2 separate regions of the Homo sapiens genome follow, and region 2 is linked to region 1. A link is a loop called in an ENCODE intact Hi-C map of the cell type or tissue named here. Cell type or tissue: heart left ventricle. All regions are shown on one strand.

The links. Peaks named below come from ENCODE experiments on the same cell type or tissue, not always from the same donor. Only the 100,000 strongest peaks of a DNase experiment are listed, where the experiment ranks them.
Region 2: it touches region 1 in a loop (4-fold over the local background); 13 of 110 quality-filtered maps call a loop at or near these places.

Annotation. Positions count from the first base shown.
Region 1 is chr10:73,884,796-73,887,295 of GRCh38, forward strand. No RefSeq gene overlaps it. Among named protein-coding and RNA genes, the nearest start is that of CAMK2G, 11 kb to the left of the region's middle. RefSeq lists enhancers at 1,350-1,459, 2,391-2,500. In heart left ventricle, a CTCF peak has its summit at 1,458 (motif pointing right); a DNase peak (open chromatin) is centred at 1,466; H3K27ac peaks cover 993 bases.
Region 2 is chr10:74,057,755-74,060,254 of GRCh38, forward strand. All of the region lies in intron 2 of VCL (vinculin), which reads left to right. Among named protein-coding and RNA genes, the nearest start is that of VCL, 61 kb to the left of the region's middle. In heart left ventricle, a CTCF peak has its summit at 1,109; no DNase peak of the experiment used is centred here; H3K27ac peaks cover 935 bases.

The sequences.
Region 1 (2,500 bases):
ATTAGCCGGGTATGGTGGCGTGCGCCTGCAGTCTTAGCTATTTGACTGAGACAGGAGAATTGATTGAACCCAGGAGGTGGAGGTTGCAGTGAGCAGAGATCACGCCAGTGCACTCCAGCCTGGGTGACAAAGCAATACTCTGTCTCAAAAAAAAAAAGGAGTGAACAAAAGAGGTGATGTCCCTGCCCTCAGGAAGCCACTTTGGGAGGCACTTGAGGTCCCAGCACTTGAGGTCAGGAGTTTGAGAGCAGCCTTGCCAACATGGTGAAACCCCATCTCTACTAAAGATACGAAAATTAGCAGCTGGGCACAGTGGCTTACGCCTATAATCCCAGCACTTTGGGAGGCCAAGGTGGAAGGATCACGAGGCCAAGAGATCGAGACCATCCTGGCCAACATGGTGAAACCTCATCTCTACTAAAAATACAAAAATTAGCCGGGCATGGTAGCGCATGCCTGTAATCCCAGTTACTTAGGAGGCTGAGGCAGGAGAATCACTTGAACCCGAGAGGCGGAGGTTGCAGTGAGCCGAGATTGCAACAATGCACTCCAGCCTGGGCAACAGAGCCAGACTCCGTCCCAAAAAACAACAACAACAAACACAAACAAACAAACACAAATAATAAATTTCTTCTTTTTTTTTTTTTTGAGACGGAGTCTCACTCTGTCGCCCAGGCTGGAGTGCAGCGGCGTGATCTCGGCTCACTGCAAGCTCTGCCTCCCGGGTTCATGCCATTTTCCTGCCTCAGCCTCCTGAGTAGCTGGGACTGCAGGCGCCCACCACCACGCCCGGCTAATTTTTTTGTATTTTTAGTAGAGATGGGGTTTCACTGTGTTAGCCAGAATGGTCTCTATCTCCTGACCTCTTGATCGCCCCACCTCGGCCTCCCAAAGTGCTGGGATTACAGGCGTGAGCCACTGCGCCCGGCCACAAATAATAAATTTCTTATGTTGAACATAGATTGCTTGAACAACAACAACAATAATGCCATATTTTCTCCCTACTATCTCATTTTAATCATCATAACAACCCTAAGGGTAAGTTTTGGTATTCTCATTTTACAGATGAGATTGCGCTGATTCTCTGAACTCACCCCTTGAAATGGTTGGCACCTAATTATGGGCTTGCTGTTTGCTTTCTTAAAATTTTGGTTTTAACTTCTCATTTAGATCATAGGTCCCTTAAAAGCAGAGCCCTAGTCTTCTCCTCCTTATATCTCCTTCTCCTCATATCTTGTGGCCAAGCACTGTGTGCTATACACAGTGAGTGCTTTTTAACGGGTCTGTCCGTTGGATGGATCCTGTTCTGATATGGGCCGCTTATATTGGTGGTGGTGCCATCTTGAATGCTTTCCACTCTGGGCCCAAGGATGGAGAACCTGGAGATGGTGCGGGCCACAGAAGTGAGGAGGCTAGGTCTCCACCCCAAACGGGCAGTGATTCTGCTTGTCCACTAGAGGCCGCCTTAGACCCAGTTTTAGAGAGCCGGAGAGCTACCAGATTACTCAGCCCACTCCACCCCAGGGGTCATTTCCAGCACCAAGTCTGTCTTAGAACCCAAGGCCCCACAGTCCATTATTGGTGCCTCCAGCTATGGTTTCTTCCAGTAGATCACTAGATCTCAGACATGGAATGAGCTCCAGAATAAAAGTTGCTGATGCCAGCTAGATAACAGGAGTGTTCTGGCAGGTTCCAGGTGCCCCTCAATGAGCCAAATCAACAAATGTATATGGGGCACCCAACTGAGCACCTTCTGTGTACTAGGCAGGGTGCTATACTCTGGGACTAGTTTGGTGAACAAGACCTCCCTTCTCTACTCTCCCAGCTCTTATGATCTAATGAGGTACACAGACAAATCTAAAATCAATGCATTGTGTGATAAACTGCTGACATGATTTCTCCTCCAGGGTTAGTTCTCTCTATGTCTCATTTCACTGTGAATTATCCCATGAGACACCTACTTGCTTTAGGGCAAGGAAGTAAGGCCAGAAGCAGAGAAAAGAAAATCATCCACATTTGGAGAATCACTGCAGAACCCCTCCTTTCAGGAGGTATAAGGATCTCCAGTGTCTTCTGGTAGATCTGAGGGCATCTGGGGCTGGAGTGGGTGCTGGGGACAAGGAAGTACCAGGCCACCTCGACACAGCCTTCCTGCTCTTCCTTCTCCAGGTGGCCTGGGAGCTTTGCTTGGGAAGTGAAGCAGATTCCCCAGACTTTGGGTTGTGATCTGCCTGCTTACTTTCTCACTGATTTATCTTTGCCTCTTTTTGTTTATTTATTTCTTCCTTTTTCTCAGATTATCTGTCAGTCAACATGTTTGTCAAATGAATGTGATATTCAGGGCACTCTTTTTCACTCAGAAGCATGAGGTCAAGGAAGTCACAACAGAGTTGGGGAGATAAGATACAGAGGGATAGAGACAGACTCCCGTGCAGTGCCGCATTTTTCTAAGTGCAAGTTGTGGCTGCCCGTGGCCATTTCCAGGGATAGATCCCTGGGG
Region 2 (2,500 bases), 170 kb after region 1:
AACCCCATCTCTATTAAAAATACAAAAAATTACCTGGGCATGGTGGCATGCACCTGTAGTCCCAGTTACTCGGGAGGCTAAGGTAGGAGGATCACTTGAGCCCAGGAGGTCAAGGCTGTGGTGAGCCGTGATCGTGCCACTGCACTCCAGCCCAGACAAAAGTTGATCATGCAATTAAAATATTAAATGTAAGCACTTAAATAGACCACCATTTTTATGAACCTGTTTTGGCATTTCTTCATTTTTAAATATGATGGACTTCTCAGACTGGGAAGTGATCTATGCCTTTCTTGATGTCTGAAAGACCCTGACAGGATGGGAAGGGAAGGGAAGATCTCAACAAGGGCTAAGAAAAGAGGAAGAATAGCCCTGACAATTGATTTTGCCTGCCACATAATTATACTGGGGCCAGACTGGTTGGAGATGACAGTGAGGGAGGTGCTGGGTGCAGTGGCCAGGTGGAGAAAACCTCACTGACCAGATTCTCATGTTCTCACTTCCTTCCCTCCACCTGTTTCCTTCCCATCTCCCAAGTGTCGTCGTAGCCTTGTTTGATCAGATATGTTTGTGGGCTCTGCAACAAGCTCTCTCTCTCTAATACAGGGATCGTGGTATGTAAACACCTGTTTCCTTGGGTGTGCTCCAGGAACTGCGACCTCCATGAAATAAAATTTTCAAGTGTTCTGTTCCATAGTACTTCACTCTTAGGCAAACAATGCATCTTTTTGACAGTATTTATAACCTAAAAGGCTATACTGTCTAAGATCAGTTTTAATTTTTTTGTTTTTATTAAAACAGTGAATGTGATATGAGTTACTTCCACTCCTCCCCAACTTTTTTTTTTTTTTGGTGGGAGTGAAAGTTGAACGTGAATGTTTTCAAGTGCTTTCCAGTTTTAATTTATGGACCATATGTCTAAATAGACTTAATCACACCATTTCCTTTATATTATTTTGTCTAAAGCTCTCCTTTCCACGGCCACTAAACCAGTGAGCTGACATAGGATGACTGCTTTTTACAGAAGTAGATTGAGATTGTTTGGCTTTAGAGTGAGCTACCTGCACTTTGTGATGGTAGACTGCCCTCCCTAGTCCAACTAGACCGATTGCAAGTGCATGTTATTTCTCACAGAAAGGGTGTGTGTGTGTGTGTGCGTGTGCACGTGCGTATGCGTGAGAGAGAGAGAGAAAGAGATCTACTGGAAAAAGAGCTCAAAGAGATGCTGCAAAGAGAATCATCTTTATAAGTAGTGCTGAACTTCTCAAGGCAGGAGCAGTGTAGTTACCTTCTCCATCGCAACATTCCTAACCTCTTAGGTAAAAATGACTCCTCCAGGCCAGGCACGGTGGCTCACACCTGTAATCCCAGCACTTAGGGATCACCTGAGGTTGGGAGTTCGAGACCAGTCTGGCCAACATGGTGAAACCCCATCTCTATTAAAAATACAAAAACTAGTTCGGCATGGTGGCGCATGCCTATAATCCCAACTACTGGGAGGCTAAGGCTTGAGAATCACTTGAGTGTGGGAGAGGCAGAGTTTGCAGTGGGCTGAGATCGCACCACTGCACTCCAGCCTGGGTGACAGAGCAAGACTCCACTTCGAAAGAAAAAAAAAAAAGAAAAGAAAAAATCTCCTCCTGCTTTTGCACCCATACTTTTTTTTTTTTTGAGACGGAGTCTCGCCCTGTCACGAAGGCTGTAGTGCAGTGGTGCCATCTTGGCTCATTGCAACCTCCACCTCCTGGGTTCAAGCAATTTTCCTGTCTCAGCTTCCTGAGTAGCTGGGATTACAGGCATGTGCCACCACGCTTGGCTAATTTTTGTATTTTTTAAGTAGAGATGGGGTTTCACCATGTTGGTCAGATTGGTCTCGAATTCCTGACCTTGTGATCTGCCTGCCTTGGCCTCCCAAAGTGTTGGGATTACAGGTGTGAGCCACCGCGTCCAGCCTGCTGGACATACTTCTAAAGACTGATTTGTACTTGTCTCCTCCTACCAAGGTTCCTCTTAGGTAAGGACTTTTAAAAAATATTCCCATTTCTAGGAATCATAGCATGTAATAGTTCCTCAATATATTAGATGAATAAATATATGAAAGAATTTAAAGGAATTTAAGATTAGTGACTCTGCTGGGCACAGTGGCTCACGCCTGTAATTCTGGCACTTTGTGAGGCAAGGCAGGAGGATCACTTGAGCCCAGGAGTTCAAGACCAGTCTGGACAACATAGGGAGACCTTGTCTGTACAAAACATAAAAAATTAGCTGGGCATGGTGATGTGCACCTATAGTCTCAGCTACTTAAGAGGCTGAGGTGGGAGGATCACTTGAGCCCAGGAGTTCAAGACCAGTGTGGGCAACATAGTGAGACCCTGTCTCTACAAAAAATATAAAAAATAAAAAATTATCTGGGCATGGTGGCATGTGCCTTTGGTCTCAGTTACTTGATAGGCTGAGGTGGGAGGATGACTTGAGTCTGGGAGGTTGAGGCTACAGTGAGCTG